Linked DNA regions of Homo sapiens: region 2 is linked to region 1. A link is an interaction called in ENCODE POLR2A ChIA-PET data of the cell type or tissue named here. Cell type or tissue: B cell. All regions are shown on one strand. Each heading gives the region's core, and the rest is flanking DNA. Links, peaks and the distances in the headings are about the cores only. Region 1 holds the start of TNFSF12-TNFSF13 (TNFSF12-TNFSF13 readthrough). Region 2 holds the start of ACAP1 (ArfGAP with coiled-coil, ankyrin repeat and PH domains 1).

The links. Peaks named below come from ENCODE experiments on the same cell type or tissue, not always from the same donor. Only the 100,000 strongest peaks of a DNase experiment are listed, where the experiment ranks them.
Region 2: POLR2A ChIA-PET joins it to region 1 with 13 read pairs; 9 of 35 experiments call an interaction of 5 or more read pairs at or near these places.

The regions. Positions count from the first base shown.
Region 1 is chr17:7,544,439-7,553,102 of GRCh38, forward strand. It overlaps TNFSF12-TNFSF13 (TNFSF12-TNFSF13 readthrough), which reads left to right and starts at 4,620. Exons shown (of 11, transcript NM_172089.4): 1 at 4,620-4,874; 2 at 5,036-5,083; 3 at 5,682-5,757; 4 at 6,361-6,414; 5 at 6,505-6,540. The coding sequence starts at 4,716. TNFSF12 (TNF superfamily member 12) reads left to right here and starts at 4,620. Exons shown (of 7, transcript NM_003809.3): 1 at 4,620-4,874; 2 at 5,036-5,083; 3 at 5,682-5,757; 4 at 6,361-6,414; 5 at 6,505-6,540. The coding sequence starts at 4,716. RefSeq lists silencers at 4,515-4,704, 4,735-4,814. In B cell, for the core only: no CTCF peak of the experiment used is centred there; DNase peaks (open chromatin) are centred at 4,403, 5,103 and 8,453; H3K4me3 peaks cover 2,362 bases; H3K27ac peaks cover 4,749 bases.
Region 2 is chr17:7,333,829-7,342,492 of GRCh38, forward strand. ACAP1 (ArfGAP with coiled-coil, ankyrin repeat and PH domains 1) reads left to right here and starts at 2,701. Exons shown (of 22, transcript NM_014716.4): 1 at 2,701-2,959; 2 at 3,484-3,541; 3 at 8,120-8,239; 4 at 8,447-8,500; 5 at 8,588-8,646. The coding sequence starts at 2,907. RefSeq lists enhancers at 2,144-2,905, 2,906-3,667 and a silencer at 2,563-2,772. In B cell, for the core only: no CTCF peak of the experiment used is centred there; DNase peaks (open chromatin) are centred at 2,663 and 3,163; H3K4me3 peaks cover 2,360 bases; H3K27ac peaks cover 3,299 bases.

The sequences.
Region 1 (8,664 bases), core at 515-8,514:
ATCACTGCGACCTCTGCCTCCTGGGATCAGGCGATTCTCCTGCCTCAGCCTCCCAAGTAGCTGGGATCTCGGCTCACTGCAACCTCCGCCTCTTGGGTTCAAGCTATTCTCCTGCCTCAGTCTCCTGAGTAAGGGGGATTACAGACATGCGTCACCACACCCGGATAATTTTTGTATTTTTAGTAGAGACGGGGTTTCACCATGTTGGCCAGGCTGGTCTCAAACTCCTGACCTCAAGTGATCTGCACGCTTCAGCCTCCCAAAATGCTGGGATTACAGGCGTGACCACCAGGCATGGCCTTGCATTTAAGTGATACTAATCAAGCTGGATATCCAAAAAGAAAAACAAAAAAGAAAATGACAAAGCCTTTTTTTCCTTTAGTATCTTGGTTGAAAATGTGAAAAGTAAGAAAAGTGTAAAAAGGCAGGAATAAAAAATATTAGCAGATTTCCTTTCAGTATTTTTCCTGCATGTTTCCCAAGTTACTTCCTATCAGTGTCCTAAAAAATGCAAGTTAATTTTAACTTTGGCCGCAAACCAAGAACAAAAAGGTTAAGTGTATTGAATTAATTTTTCAAGCCAAAGTTAAAGGATCTGAGGATGATCTGCTGTCTCCAAGGCTCCAGTCCCTGTTTTTTTCCTTTAGCAGGTGTGATCACACGCTGGCTGAGATGAGTAATGACTTTCCCTCTCCTCAGCACGCTTGCTGCTGTACAATTTTTTTCTTTTTACAAATTAAAATGCTGCATTCACCTGATAATAAAAATCAAGTAGAGGCTGGGTGCAGTGGCTCACGCCTGTAATCCCAGCACTTTGGGAAGCTGAGGCGGGTGAATCACCTGAGGTTGGGAGTTCGACACCAGCCTGACCAACATGGTGAAACCCCGTCTCTTCCAAAAATACAAAAATTAGCCTGGCATGGTGGTGGGTGCCTGTAATCCCAGCTACTCAGGAGGCTGAGACAGGAGAATCGCTTGAACCCGGGAGGCAGAGGTTGCAGTGGGCTGAGATCACACCATTGCGCTCCAGCCTGAGTGATGAGAGTGAAACTCCATCTTAAAAAAAAATAGGCCGGGCGCGGTGGCTTATGCCTGTAATCCCAGCACTTTGGGAGGCCAGGGCGGGTGGATCACGAGATCAAGAGTTTGAGACCAGCCTGGCCAACATGGTGAAACCCTGTCTCTACTAAAAATGCAAAAATTAGCCAGGCATGGTGGTGCACGCCTGTAATCCCAGCTACTTAGGAGGCTGAGGCAGGAGAATCACTTGAACCTGGGAGGGAGAGGTTGCAGTGAGCCAAGATTGTGCCACTGTACTCCAGCCTGGGTGACAGAGCGAGACTCCGTCTCAAAAAAAAAAAAAAAAAAAAAAAAAAAAGTGAAAATTGTGGGCATTTGCAGTCTTTGCTGCCATTAAGTCTTCTGGATTTTTCTACAGGTTGACTCTAAAAGTTGAAATCCAGTCAAAGATATTTACATTATTATGGCCACATGAACGTTGTTTACCCTCAGGCCAAACAATGGGCTGGAATTACACTTGCTTCTCCACACACTCCATCCCATAATCCATGTGTCACTCAAAGGACAATGTGGCAAGCAAGCACTAAGGCCCTAAATTGATACTGTATCAATTAAATACAATTATGTTGTGTTATAGCTTGTGTTTCATTTATTTTATTTTATTTTTTATTTTTATTTTTCTGAGAGATGAACTCTCACTCTGTCGCCCAGGCTGGAGTGCAGTGGCACAATCTCGCCTCACTGCGACCTCTGCCTCCCAGGTTCAAGTGATTCTCCTGCCTCAGCCTCTCGAGTAGCTGGGATTACAGGCGTGCGCCACCATGCCCGGCTAATTTTTGTATTTTTAGTAGAGACAGGGTTTCACCATGTTGGCCAGGCTGGTCTCAAACTCTTGATCTCGTGATCCACCTGCCTTGGCCTCCCAAAGTGCTGGGATTACAGGCATGAGCCACTGCGCCCGGCCTATTTATTTTATTTCAAGCAGTTCTCCTGCCTCAGCTTCCCAAGTAGCTGGAACTTCAGGCGTGCACCACCATGCCCAGCTAATTTTTGTATTTTTTAGTAGAGATGGTGTTTCACTACATGTTGGCCAGGCTGGTCTCGAACTCCTGACCTCAGGTGATCCACCCACCTTGGCCTCCCAAAGTGCTGGGATTACAGGCATGAGCCACTGTGCCCGGCCTATTTATTTTATTTTTTATAGAGACAGGGTCTCACTCTGCTGCCGAGGCTTCGGTTCAATGGGGTGATCATAGCTCACTGCAACCTCAAACTCCTGGGATCAAGTGATCCTCCTGACTTAGCCTCCACAGTAGCTGGGACTACAGGAGCATGCCATCGCACCTGGATAATTTTTCTTGTATTTTTTGTAGAGATGGAAAGGGGTTCTCACTATTTTGCCCAGGCTGGTCTTGAACTCCTGGCCTCAAGAGATCCTCTCGTCTCAACCTCTCAAAGCTCTAGGGTTACAGGCGTGAGCCATGATGCCCTGCCCGTATTTATTTATTTTTATTTTATTATTTATTTATTATCTTTTTTTTTTTTTGAGACAGGGTCTTCCTCTGCAGCCCAAGCTGGAGTTCAGTGCCCAGATCATAGCTCATGGCAACCTGGAATTCCTGGGCTCAAGCGATCCTCCTGCCTCAGTTTCCCCAGTAGCTGGGACTACAGGTGCACACCATGATGCCCAGCCTGTTTTGTTGCTTTTTTTTTTTTTTTTTTTTTTTTTTTTGAGATGGAGTCTTGCTCTGTCGCCCAGGCTGGAGTGCAGTCATGCGATCTCGGCTCATTGCAACCTCCACCTCCCGGGTTCAAGCAATTCTCTGCCTCAGCCTCCCGAGTAGCTGAGATTACAGGTGCCCGCCACCGTGCCCAGCTAATTTTTGTTTTTTTAGTAGAGACAGGGTTTCACCATCTTGGCCAGGCTAGTCTTGAACTCCTGACCTTGTGATCCACCGACCTTGGCCTCCCAAAGTGCTGGGATTACAGGCGTGAGCCACCACAACTGGCCCCAGCTGTTTCTTATTTACATTGTGATTTCAGTTTTGAAAATTTTCTGGAGATTCTAACTGCTTTTCTTTCTTTGCATACTCTTTTTTTTTTTTTTTTTTTTGACAGGGTCTTACTCTGTTGCTCGTGTTGGAATGCAGTGGTGTGATCACAGCTCACTGCAGCCTCAACCTCCCAGGCTCAGGTGATCCTCCCATCTCAACCTCCTGAGTAGCTGGGACTACAGGCATGCACCACCATGCCCAGCTCTATGGATGCTTTTTCTTGACTCTCTTTAAGTATATTAGGTAGTACTCTTTGTATCCTGAATTATCTCTGTTTCCTCCAATGTCAAATTTTGTTTGTTAATTTTGGTCTTTCTTTCTTTTTTTTTTTTTTTGAGATAGGGTCTTGCTGTGTTGCCCAGGCTGGAGTGTGGTGGCGTGATCTCAGCTCTCTGCAACCTCTGTCTCCTGGGTTCAAGCAATTCTCTGCCTCAGCTTCCCGAGTAGCTGGGAACTACAGGCGCCTGCCACCACGTCCGGCTAATTTTTTTGTATTTTTATTAGAGACAGGGTTTCACCATCTTGGCCAGGCAGGTCTCGATCTCCTGACCTCGTGATCCACCCGCCTCAGCCTCCCAAAGTGCTGCGATTACAGGCGTGAACCATCGCGCCCAGCCAATTTTGGTCCTTCCTTCCTTCCTTCCTTCCTTCCTTCCTTCCTTCCTTCCTTCCCTCCTTCCCTCCCTCCCTCCCTCCCTCCTTTCTTTCTTTCTTCCTTTCTTTCTTTCTTTTTGAGACAAGGTCTGTTGCCCAGGCTGGAGTGTAGTGGTGCAATCACAGCTCACTGCAGCCTCAAACTCCTGGGCTCAAACAATCCTCCTACCTCGGCCTCCTGAGTAGCTGGGACTACAGGCGTGGGCTAATTTTTTAAAACTTTTCTGTAGAGATGGGGTCTTGCTCTTGCCCAGGCTGATCTTGAACTCCTGGCCCCCAGCCTTGGCCTTCTGGGATTACAGGCGTAAGCCACCTGCCGGACCAATTTTGGTGTTTCTTTTGCATGCTGCTGGTCCTCCTCAGATGCTTGGCAATCATTGGTAATGATGGGCTTCAGAACGTGCTACCGGCACAGTGAGTGTTTTAAGCTGAAGGAATTTGAGAAAACCGCAGAAGCCGAAGGATCTTTCTTACCTTCTCCTGCCCTTCTTCCCTGAACCAGGTCATACAACCTGGAACTCCCTGCCCTTTTCCTGAAGAAGCAAATAACAGCCTCCTGCGAGAGGCGCCCTCCCTGCACCTGGGGGAAAGGAGGGTCCTTATCTCTGAAGACACAGGGACACAGAAGAATCTGAACCAACAGGCCTTCCTGAGTTCCCCACCTCCCCGCAGGAGGTGCCCGCACACGCATAGCCCCGTCGCTCCCGCGGCCGCACGCAACGGACCTCGCCCTGGTGGTGCACGCCCGGGCTGGGCGCTCAGAGGTCGGGTGGGCGCCCACTCCGTTCGCTGCGCGCACAGCGCCCGGCGAGAGGCTCGGAGTTTGATCACACACAGCGTCCGGCTTCCTGTCCCCAGCGCCCCCTCCCGCCCCGTTTCCCTTGCCCCTCCCTCTCCCCGGCCCGATCCGCCCGCCGGCTCCCCCTCCCCCGATCCCTCGGGTCCCGGGATGGGGGGGCGGTGAGGCAGGCACAGCCCCCCGCCCCCATGGCCGCCCGTCGGAGCCAGAGGCGGAGGGGGCGCCGGGGGGAGCCGGGCACCGCCCTGCTGGTCCCGCTCGCGCTGGGCCTGGGCCTGGCGCTGGCCTGCCTCGGCCTCCTGCTGGCCGTGGTCAGTTTGGGGAGCCGGGCATCGCTGTCCGCCCAGGTGAGGCCCCGCTGCGCACCCCTTCTTGGGCACATCAGGAGCTGAGACTGCAGAGGGGCCGCTGGGGGCCGCGTGGGCTGAAGGCAAGGGGAAGGGAGGATGGGTGGAGGGTGAGATGTCAGGTGGAGCGGCACAGGGTGACGCTCCCTCCTTCCCAGCAGGAGCCTGCCCAGGAGGAGCTGGTGGCAGAGGAGGACCAGGACCCGTCGGTGAGTGGGCGTGGGCGCGGTCTGCAGGCTGCTGGGGCATGGGAAGTGTGCACAGCCGAGGCTGCAGGTGTGTGCAGCTGTGCCAGCCGTACTCGAGGTGTGTGCAGGGTGTGTGTGAACACAGTGCGTGCATGGGTGCGTGTCTGCAGGGGTGTGTGTGCGTGGTGACAACTCTGTGTGAGGGGTTTGTGCTGGGGTTGTGCCACCTGAGTCTGAGGTGTTTATTGGCTGGGGGTGACGTGGTTGTATAAGATATGTGAGTCTGCGTGGAAGAGGGGTGCGGTTGTGTACAGGGTGTGTATCCTCTGTGCGTGGTGACTGGGTGCGGGCATGTGTGCAATGTGCCAATTGAATGCAGGGTCTGCGTTGGTTGTGTGTGTGGGTGGGAAAGTGTAGCTGGTCTAGAGGAAAGGGTGAGGACTGGGGCCTGACTCCCAGCTTCACCTTTGCCCGGGGCCCCAGCTGTAGTTGGCTGAGGGGCTTAATCTGTCCCTGACTTCTGTGTCTATTGCTGGCTGGTGGCTCTCCTGACAGGCCCCGTATGTCTCACTTTATATCTCTGGGAGTCTGTGGTTGAACCCTGCCCTAATTCCCCTAGGAACTGAATCCCCAGACAGAAGAAAGCCAGGATCCTGCGCCTTTCCTGAACCGACTAGTTCGGCCTCGCAGAAGTGGTGAGCATCCCTCTATCCCAACCTCAGGAAGCGGGCAGAGCAAAAACCATTATCCACAGGGAGAAACTGAGGCACGGAGGGTGAAAGGAGTTCAGAGTCATGCAGCTAACCAGCCAAGACTCAAACCTAGGGATTCTCGCCCTCCTCTGAAGCTCCTTCTGTCATATGGATGTGCTCCTTCAGACCCTACCCCAAACAGGAAGGCAGGGTGGCCATGAGTTAGAAGAACTACTGGGATCCTGATGGAGACTAGGCCTGGCAGTCAGAGGCCTGGGCCCCGGTAGGCAAAGAGACTTAGGAATGGGATGATGGGGTGGCCGGATGACCACGTGTCCAAGTCGGCATGCAGTTGTCCTGGCCCCCACCTGTTATCTCGGTGTGATTAATAGCAGCTTCCCGTTTTGCTCTCAGCAGTATCCCAGTGTGGATGACAAATTATAGTCACTCTACTTACTGAGGAAGATGAGGCCTGAGATTCTAAGGCCAGGAGTCTGGACAAGAATAAGGATGCCAGGGTTCCTGAGAGGGGAATGGGGCTGGGAGAGTTGCTCTGGGACCCCCACTAGGGCCCGCTTTGCTCATCTGTCTTTCCTTGATCCTCAGCACCTAAAGGCCGGAAAACACGGGCTCGAAGAGCGATCGCAGCCCATTATGAAGGTGGGTGATGGGTGAGCCATACCCAGGAGGAGAGGGGCAGGTGGCAGAGGGTCAGGGCAGGTCTCACCAGCCTTTTCCTGTACTTTACAGTTCATCCACGACCTGGACAGGACGGAGCGCAGGCAGGTGAGACCCCATCCCCCGACACAGCACTGGCCTCCTGGGAAAAGGGCCCTTGAAAACCTTTGACCTCCCACTCCCTTCCCGGCCATCAGTCTCAGAACCACAGAAGCCAGTTCATGAAGGTCTTGGTTCTCTCTGTGACCCAGGCGTGGGACCCCATGAAAGACCCCTACTCTTCCCCAGAACTCTGCCCAGTTCCCCCAGCAAATCACTGTCCCAGCTCTCTCCTTCAGCCCTCATTCTTCTCCAAGAAGCACTTTTCATTCTTTTTTCTTCTGTCTCCTCCATATTCCACGTTCTGATGATCTTTTTCTCTAAATGCTGCTAGTGTCTGCTCATCTTTTCCATTTCTACCCCACCCTCTACCTCAGCACCGTGACCTCAGAACCTCAAATCCAGCCTCTTGCTGCTTCCCCACTCCACACCCTCCCTACCCCTCCACTCCATCTGACCTGTGCTGCCATGCTGAGCCCCTAAACTTCACTTTTCTTGTGGTATTGGCTCTCTACATGGCTTCCAGTCTCTTCGTGGTCTGGTCTCAACCTAATTTCCCTGCACTCTTATGCTGTCTTCATGTTTGCTGCGCTGACACCCCTGCTCCCGGTGTGCCTCTTCTGGACTTTGCACATACCATCCCCCTCACCAGAATGTCTTTCCACTGTGAGAGGCAGGGAGGCATGAGGAGTGCTCAGCCGAGGGGTTCACAGCAGAGATGGTGAGAAGTGGATGGGTTCAGCCTGTGTCCTGAAGATATTACTGACTTATGGGTTGGAGGTGAAGAATAAAAGAAAGGGAGGAATCACAGATGACTTCTAGATTTTTTATTTTTTTTAAGACAGTCTCGCTCTGTCACCCAGGCTGGAGTGCAGTGGTGCAATCTCGGCTTACTGCAACCTCTGCCTCCCAGGTTCAAGAGATTCCCGTCTCAGCCTTCCAAGTAGCTGGGATTACAGGCGTGTGCCACCACGCCTGGCTAATTTTTGTATTTTTAGTAGAGATGGGGTTTTGCCATGTTTTCCAGGCTGGTCTCAAACTCTTGACCTCCAGTGATCTGCCCGCCTCGGCCTACCAAAGTGCTGGGATTACAGGCATGAGCCACTGCACCCAGCCAGCTTCTAGATTTTTAACTTGGGTATCTCTGGGAAGAATGATGCCATTTCCTAAGAAGGGATTGACCAAGGAATAAATAGGTTGGGAAGTATGTAAGATAATTATTAACGTTGAGAAGTCTAAAATAAACAAGCGGATAAATGACAATAAAGTAAATTCCAGAAATGGATGGCTGGACATTGTCGACTAGCTTAGGCTAGGTCAGGACGGATAAAGCCAGGAGTCATGGCCATATGGATGGCTTTTTTTTTTTTTTTTTTGAGACAGAGTCTCGCTCTGTCACCCAGGCTGGAGTGCAGTGGTTCGATCTTGGCTCACTGCAACATCTGCCTCCTGGGTCCAAGCGATTCTCCTGTCTCAGCCTCCCAAGTAGCTGAGATTATAGGCGGGTGCCACCACACCCAGCTCATTTTTGTATTTTTTAGTAGAGACAGGGTTTCACCGTGTTGGCCAGGCTGGTCTTGAACTCCTGATCTCAGGTGATCCGCCAGCCTCAGCCTCCCAAAGTGCTGGGATTACAGGTGTGAGCCCTTGTGCCCGGCCTATCGATGGCATTTAAAGCCACAGGATTGGGTGAGACGCCAGGAGAAAGAAGGGCCCCACGAATGAAGCCCTGAGACTCTTGGGCATCTTGAAGTGGAGCTGAGGGGAAAACCAGCAGAGACTGAAAAGAAGCTGGAGAGAGAGGAAGAAACCCAGGGAGGGTGGCATCCTGGATTCGGAGAAACCACTGTTTCAAGGAGGATGTGGCTGTCTGTGTTGAATGCAGCTGAGAGATCACATGAAATGAGAACAGAGAAATGATGGCTGGGTTTGGTAACGTGAAAGTCCTGCTGACCTTAAAGAGGGTGGTTTCAGTGGCATAGTTAGAACAGGAAGGCAGTGTGCATTGGGTTGAGAAGAAAATGAGAAATAAGGAACTGGAGGCAGGGACAACCTTTTTTTTTTTTTTTTTTTTTTTTTTTTTTTTTTTTTTTGTGACAGAGTTTCACTCTTGTCACCCAGGCTGGATCCAGT
Region 2 (8,664 bases), core at 406-8,405, 210 kb before region 1:
CCAGAGGAGCCAAAGATGAGCCAGGCCTGGTCACCTGGAGGCACATCCTTGAAGCCGAGGGTTAGCGATGGCGGGGCTCCAGGGACTAGAGGGGGTTGTATTCCAGAGCCCGTTCCTCACTTCTCTACCACAGTCTGTCTTCCTCAGTGGCTATCAGCCCAAGACTCTGCTGCCTGACAGGGAGGTAATGCTGGGAAGTAACCCCAGGGAAGAAAGAGGGCAGCTGGAGGAAGGACCCCACTCAGGATAGTCCCCGGAGATTATTGGCTGTTGAGGAACAGAAAGTCTGATTGGGGGCTGATTTGTTGGCCAGGCCCAGTGGCTCACTTCTGTAATCCCAGCACTTTGGGAGGATTGCTTGAGGCCAGAAGTTCAAAACCAGCCTGGGCAACGTAGGGAGACCTCATCTCTACAAAAAAAGAAAAAGAAAAAAATTGTTTTTAATTAGCCAGGTGTGGTGGCGTGCACCTGTAGTCCAGGCTACTGGGGAGGCTAAGGTGGGAGGATAGCTTGAGCCCAGGAGTTTGAGGCTGCCGTGAGCGATGATGGCACTAACACATTCCAGCCTGGGTAACATAGCAAGATCTTGTCTCAAAAAATAAATAAAAAAATAAACAAAAGTCCGAGACAACCATGGGGGGAGGTGGAGCGGTCACTGAAGTTTTTCTAAAATGGGAAGGGTAAGAGAAGTCAGTGAGATGAGGATCTGGGGCCTGAGCTTCTCCCCTCTGGTGAGGGCCCACAACAGACACCTGGGAGGCATGGATACACCAGATGGCTAGAAGACTTGGATTCATTTGATTGATTCCTCAGATTCCTCCACCTACAGAAATCAGTCCCCCCAGCTGTGGCCACTATCATATTGGGGCAGGAGATTGCTCTGCAGCACAAGGAATATGATGGCAAAGGACTATACCTGAGGTCCTGCTCCCACCCAGAGCTTGTAGAGGACGTGGAAGATGAGCATCAGGATGGTGAGAACCTGGGCAGGCCAGCCTAGGGGGCAGGAGGGCTGGGAATGCACAGCCTGATGGGTACCCGAGCCCTGATCCCTGATTCTAGGCTCCACAAGCTTGACCTAGGTGATTGAGAACCCCGTAAGCACTGAAGTCCACCTACTGGACCACATGGGAGGCCCCTTTAGGGATCACAAGGCCACGGAGAGCTCCCTGATGGCAACAATGACAACATTGCAGCCTGTTGAGGGCACCAGGCCACCATCTCCCTGGGGCTGTCTCTTGGCAAGCTCCCATCTCCCAGCCCTCCAATTCTTTCAGGCCAGTACATCAGCAACAGGTGGAAGGAGAGGCCCTGAACAGCCTCAAGTCCAAGGTCCACATTGGACAGGCGAGGAACCAGGGAGACTCAGAGGCGGTTGGGACCCCCTCCAGCTTGGCACCACACACTGGCTCCATGCCTCCTCCTTCACTCCTCTGCCACACCACCCCACTCCAGGTATTTCTCTGTCCTCCAAAGACAGTGAGTCTCAAGTGGTGTCCAGCTGGTGGCTGGGGGGCTGAGCTGGCAAAGCCCAAGGAGTTCAGAGAGGGAGAGTGGAAGCAACCCCAACTCCTCAAGCCAGAACAAGCACAGCCTGGCACACTGAGCCTGGGCAGAGGCAAGGGGATGCATACACTGGCCAGGGAGGTAGAGGAGCTGAGTGGGGAGGTTCTAGGGGATCCAGAGTCACATGGACAAGATCTCATGCCTGCTACGAGAAAGCCATGAACTCAAACTCTTCTCTCCAGATGAAACCCTGGGACTTCAATGGACTCAAGAAAAGGAAAGCAAACAATGGAAAATGGGGCTGGTTGGGGGCGGAGTGGGGGCAACCTTCCCTTCATGACCACCCTATGAATAGAAATAAAGAGCAGAAGAGCAAGAGTCTGGGAGCTGTGAATCGGGTGCTCAGGCTGGGCCTGCTCAGTCGTTGAGGAGAGGGGAGGAGGAAGGGGAGTTCACACACAGGAACCATGAATATGACGGCAAAACGAAGAAAGCTGGGAGCAGTCCGGGGTACTGGACTCCACAGGAGCAGGCCCAAGCTGTAGCAGGATGACAATGACTGATGCAATTAATATAGTGAACCAGCTGGGCACAGTGGCTCACGCCTGTAATCCTAGCACTTTGGGAGGCCGAGGTGGGTGGATCACCTGAGGTCAGGAGGTCGAGACAAGTCTGACCAACAAGGTGAAACCCCGTCCCTACTGAAAATACAAAAAGTTAGCCGGGCATGATGGCAGGAGCCTGTAGTCCCAGCTACTCGGGAGGCTGAGACAGGAGAATTGCTTGAACCCAGGAGGCGGAGGTTGTAGTGAGCCGACATCGCGCCACTGCACTGCAGCCTGGGCGATGGAGGGAGACTCCGTCTCATAAATAAATAAATTTAGTGAACCATGAATTTACTGCTATCACCTTCTTCACTTCGTACAGCCCTGGAGGAAGGGGTTATCATTCCCATCTTCCAGATGAGAAAACTGAGGAATCAGAGAGCTCGTCCAGGGGCACATAACCTCTAAGTGACAGAGCCAGGATTTGAACCTAGATCTGCCAGGCCCCCAAGATAACCACGAAGAGAGAAAGAAACAGAGGCTAGAGCCCCAGGAGGAAGGAGCTGGCAGATCGTCTCTGAGGGTGGGGCTGTGGCTTCTCTGATCTCAGGCCCCCATCCTCCGCCCAGGCCCCGCCCCTGCCCCTCCCAGCACTGCCTGGAAGTGTGGGGTGAGAGCTCCTCCTAGGACACCCCTTTCCCCTTGGGGAAAGAATTGTGCCCCCAGGCCCTTCCCCGCGGAGGTCCCTCTCCTCCTTCCCCCTCATCTCCCCTTCCTGGGACAGAAAGTGCCTCCACCTGCATCCCCAGGGGCCCGGCCTCCAGGGCCCGCTGGCCCCACAGCAGGCAAGCTGAGATGACGGTCAAGCTGGATTTCGAGGAGTGTCTCAAGGACTCACCCCGTTTCCGGTAAGTGTGAACTGGTCTGGGGGGCTAAGGAGGGGAAAGTCTAACACCCCCAGCACACACACACCTTTCCCCAGGCCAGGTCTCCTTCCAGGGAGCAGGCCTCTAAGAGGCAGGAGCGAGCCTGTGGGCCAAAGTGGTACCCCAGCTGTGAAAGCAGGGTACTCCAATGCTCTCTGCCCCTGCATGCTCCTCCTGGCCTCTGCAGTTTCCCTCACCCCTAGAGCTGGCATTCCCTCTGGCCTCTCAGTGGGACCCCTGCCCCTCCCCCAGCACCTGCTCTGGGGCGGTTAGCAACTTCCTGCCCTGGCCACATCCACCCTCCTTCTACCCTTCCTGCTCTGGCCTGGGCTGTGGTAGCTCCCAGACTGCAGAGCGGGCAGAGCACAAGTAGGTGGGTGGGGGGCGAGCCTCTCAACTCTGCAGCTTTCTCCTCCGTACCCACCGCCCTGCGACTCCATCCCGCCTGATGAGGCAGACAGACCAGATGGACCCAAGCTCTCTTCCCATGACCCCCTCTTTCCCAGAGCCTCTATTGAGCTGGTGGAAGCCGAAGTGTCAGAATTGGAGACCCGTCTGGAAAAGGTGACCCTGACATGGAGAGGTGACCCAGGAGTGGATTAGGTTGAGAGGGGTAGGGCCAGGGAGAAAGCTGGAGACACAGAATGCATCCCAGGGATTATTGAATACTGTGTAGGGGAGATATTTTGGAGACTGCAGAGAAGCAAAAAAGGTGGTTCTGTACCGACAAGAAGCTCAGGATCTTGGAAAACAAGACTTACTTTTGGGCCAGGCATGGTAGCTCATGCCTGTAATCCCAGCACTTTGGGAGGCCAAGGTGAATGGATCACCTGAGGTCAGGAGTTCTAGACCAGCCTGGCTAACATGGCGAAACCCCATCTCTACTAAAAATGCAAAAATCATCCAGGCTTAGTGGCACCCATCTGTAGCTCCAGCTACTCAAGAGGCTGAGGCAGAGGAATCACTTGAACCTGGGAGGCGGAGGTTGCAGTGAGCCAAGATCGCACCACTGCACTCCAGGCTAGGCGACAGAGCGAGACTCTGTGTCAAAAAAAAAAAGACTTAATTTTGGACTTCCTTGTTCTGCTCTTGAGCTCCTGCATTGTGCCAGGCCCTGGGCATTCAGGGAGGACAAGATCATTTCTGCTCCCACGGAGCCCAAAGGCTGACTAGAAGACAAACCAGTGAAACGTTTCAATTCAAGACAGTAAGGTGTCCCCTGAGCACTCTATCAAACAGCATGTTCACACAAATACACACTCAAATGCTCTCTCATTCCCCTTACTTCGCTTTACTTTTCTCTGCAACATTTACCTCTGACACATTATGTATTTGCTTGCTATATATTAGTTCTCTATTGCTGTGTAACAAATTGTCACAAATTTAGTGGGCAACATTGTTTTATGGGCAACATGGTGAGACCTCATCTCTACAAATAATAATTTTATTTTTATTTTTATTTATTTGAGATGGAGTCTCGCTCTGTCACCCAGGCTGGAGTGCAGTGGTGCGATCTCGGCTTACTGGAACCTCCACCTCCCAGGTTCAAGTGATTCTCCTACCTCAGCCTCCCAAGTAGCTGGGATTACAGGTGTGCACCACCACACCTGGATAATTTTTTTTCTTTTTGTATTTTTAGTAAAGACAGGGTCTCACCATGTTGGCTAAGCTGGTCTTGAACTCCTGACCTCAAATGATCTACCTGCCGCAGCCTCCCAAAGTGCTGGCATTACAGGCTTAAGCCACCGCACCCGGCCTACAAATAATAATTTTAAACAATGGACTGGATGGAGTGGCCACAGCTGTGATCCCAGATGCTTCAATACTGGGCTCAAGTGATCCTCCCTCCTCAACCTCCCCAGTAGCTGTGCTACAGGCACATGCCACCACGCCTGGCTTTTTTAAATTTAAATTTATTTTTTGTAGAGATGGGGTCTCCCTATGTTACCTAGGCTGGTCTGGAACTCCTGGCCTCAAGTAATCCTCCCACCTCAGCCTCCCAAAGTGCTGGAATTACAGGTGTGAGCCACCACACCTGGCCTGAATTTTTTATTTTGAGTAAATTATTGACTCAGGAGACTAGTGAGGAGAGGTCTCATGTACCCATCACCCAGCTTCCCCCAGTGGTGACATCTTATACAATACTAGTACATTATTAAAACCAGGACATTAATAGTGTCACATTACAATTAACAATAAACTCGGCCAGGTGTGGTGGCTCACGCCTGTAATCCCAGCACTTTGGGAGGCCAAGGTGGGCGGATCACGAGGTCAGGAGATCGAAACCATCCTGGCTAACACTGTGAAACCCCGTCTCTACTAAAAATACAAAAAATTATTCGGGTGTGGCGGCAGGCGCCTGTAGTCCCAGCTACTCAGGAGGCTGAGGCAGGAGAATGGCGCGAACCCGGGAGGTGGAGCTTGCAGTGAGTGGAGGTCGTGCCACTGCACTCCAGCCTGGGCGACAGAGTGAGACTGTCTCAATAAACAAAAACAAACAAACAAAAAACCCCAATAAACTCTAGCCAAGCTCAGTGGCTCACGCCTGTAATCCCAGCACTTTGGTAGGCTGCGGCAGGTGGATCACGAGGTCAGGACTTCGAGAACAGCCTGACCAACATGATGAAACCCCCATCTCTACTAAAAATACAAAAATTAGCCAGGCGTGGTGGCACGCACCTGTAATCCCAGCTACTCAGGAGGCTGAGGCAGGAGAATTGCTTGAACCCAGGAGGCGGAGGTTGCAGTGAGCCGAGATCACGCCACCACACTCCAGCCTGCGGAGGTCGCAATGAGCCGAGATCGTGCCACTGCACTCCGGCGTGGGCGACAGACCAAGACTCTGTCTCTAAATAAATAAATAAACTCTATAGATCCTACTTTGATTTTACATTTTGCATATACTCTTTTTTGGTGTTTTTGTGTATAATTCTATGGTACTTTATCACGTGTATGGATTCCTTTAACCATCACCACACACCAATGGACACAAGGAATTCCTTTACAGTGGTACCCGACACCCTTCCCACACTTCTTTAATCTGTGGTAACCGCTGATTTGTTCTCCATCTCTCTACTTTTGTCATTTCCAGAATGTTCCATATATAGAATCATACACTATGTGACCCTTTGAGATTTGGCTTCCCCCTCCCCCCTCACTCAGAATAATGCTGCTGCCGGGTGTGGTCGCTCATGCCTGTCATCCCAACTACTCAGGAGGTCAAGGTAGGAGGGTTGCTTGAGGCCAGAAGCTCGAGACCAGCCTGGGCAACATAGCAAGACCCTTGTCTCTAAATAATGTTCTGTTTTGTTTTTAAATTAGCCAGGCATGGTGGTGTGTGCCTGTAGTCTCAGCTACTCAGGAAGCTAAGATTGGAGGATCCCTTGAACCCAGGAGTTCAAGGCTGCAGTGAGCTATGATCCCACCACTGCACTCCAGCCTGGGCGACAGAGACCTCAACTCTAAAAATAATCATAATTTTTTAAAAGATGAATGCTCTTGAAGTTTATCCAAGTTGTTGCACATATCAACAGTTTGTTCCTTTTTATTGCTGAGTACTGTTCTATTGAACAGATGTCCCAGTCTGTCACTAGTCCAGTGTTATGAAAGTTTCTTACTCATCTAAGGGGGAGGGGCTGAGATGGTAAGGAAAAAAACTAGACACAGAGTCCTCAGATTCACACAGTGATTTGTGAACATCCTTGTACCTTGTCACAGACAACCCATGGTGATGTCTGATAAGATTTGATCTCGGTCAGGCCAGGTGCAGTGGCTCATGCCTGTAATCCCAGCACTTCGGGAGGCCGAAGCAGGTGGATCACCTGAAGTCAGGAGTTCGAGACCAGCCTGGTCAACATGGTGAAACCCCGTCTCTACTAAAAATACAAAAAATTAGCTGGGCGTGGTGGCGGGCACCTGTAATCCCAGCTACTCTGGAGGCTGAGGCAGGAGGATCGCTTGAACCTGGGAGGTGGAGGTTGTGGTGAGCCAAGATCATGCCATTGCACTCCAGCTTGGGCAACGGAGCAAAACTCCGTCTCAAAAATAGAAAAATAAAAAGAGATGGGGTTTCACTATGTTGGTCAGGCTGATATCCAACTCCTGACCTCAGGTGATCCACCCACCTCAGCCTCCCAAAGTGTTGAGATTACAGGTCTGAGCCACCTTGCCTGGCCTATCAAGTCTCTTTGTCAGTCAAAAGAGCCAGATAGGATGGGCCCCAGGAGTACCCCGGCATTTCCTCTTGGCCCTGACCCGTGGTCTAGATGATGGATTAATATTTATGAGGGAACGTGCAGTGAGCACAGAATGGGACAACTCCTAGCAGTAAATACTATAGATTTTATTTATTTATTTATTTTTCGAGACAGAGTCTCGGTCTGTCACCCAGGCTGGAGTGCAGTAGCGCCATCTCGGCTCACTGCAGCCTTGACCTCCCGGATTCAGGCAGTCCTCCTGCCTTAGCCCCCCAGGTAACTGGGATTATAGGCACTTGGTGCCATCTCAGCTCACTACAGCCTCAGCCTCCCGGGTTCAAGCAGTCCTCCTGCCTTAGCCTCCCAAGTAGCTGGGATTACAGGCATGTGCCACCATGCCTGGCTAATTTTTGAATTTTTAGTAGAGATGAGGTTTCACCATGTTGCCCAGGCTGCTCTTGAATTCCTGAGCTCAAGCGACTGGCCCGCCTTGGCCTCCCAAAGGGTTGGGATTACAGGTGTGAGCCACCACGCCCGGCCAATACTGTAGAATTTAATAGCAACCAGGTAGAGCATCCAGACCATGCAGGAATCTCCACGGAGCTCTGGATCTAAGCAGGTAGGCAGGGCAGGAAGAGATATGTGCGAGTGGACAGGGAAAGATGTTTTGGAGGTAAGGCTGACAGAGGTGTTGGCGACAGGCTGAGAGGAATGGGCAGGAATTGGGTTTCAGGCCCAAGGCAGTGGGAGCAAAGACGCAGCGATAAGAACACAGCAGGTATGTGTTAGATACAGGGAGAGCTGGATGAGCCTGGAGGGCAGTGAGGCCAGGCAGGAATAGGGGAGCGCCGCCCTGGGCAAGGGGAGAGGAAGTGGGGCAGGTGTGGGGGCATCACCAGGTGTGAGGATGATGGCACAGCTCCCTGTTACCCTCCTTCTTTCCCAGCTCCTGAAACTGGGCACTGGTCTCCTGGAAAGTGGGCGCCATTACCTTGCTGCCAGCCGCGCCTTCGTTGTCGGCATTTGTGACCTGGCCCGCCTGGGTCCACCAGAGCCCATGATGGCGGTATGCGGAGGGTCTGCATCTGGGAGGGAAGGGGTCTGGGATGAGGAGGTGATGCTGTGGAAGAGGAGGGCTGGCCTGGGGTCTGCAGGTTCCAGGCCACAGCAGGGCTGGGCTGCTGTCCATGACAGCCGTAGCAGGCTGGGTCTCGAGTCGGGAGGGTGCTGCCACCCCATGCCTGGTACTCTTTCTGTGCCTCTTCTTGCCTAGGAGTGTCTGGAAAAATTCACCGTGAGCCTGAACCACAAGCTGGACAGCCATGCGGTAAGTAGGGGAAGGTAAGGATTGTCGGGGTGGTGGCCAGGTCACCTGTGGTCCTGACCCCAGTCTACCAACTTCTCCTTCCCTCAGGAGCTTCTAGATGCCACCCAACACACACTGCAGCAGCAGATCCAGACCCTGGTCAAGGAGTGAGATGGGGCCGGGCG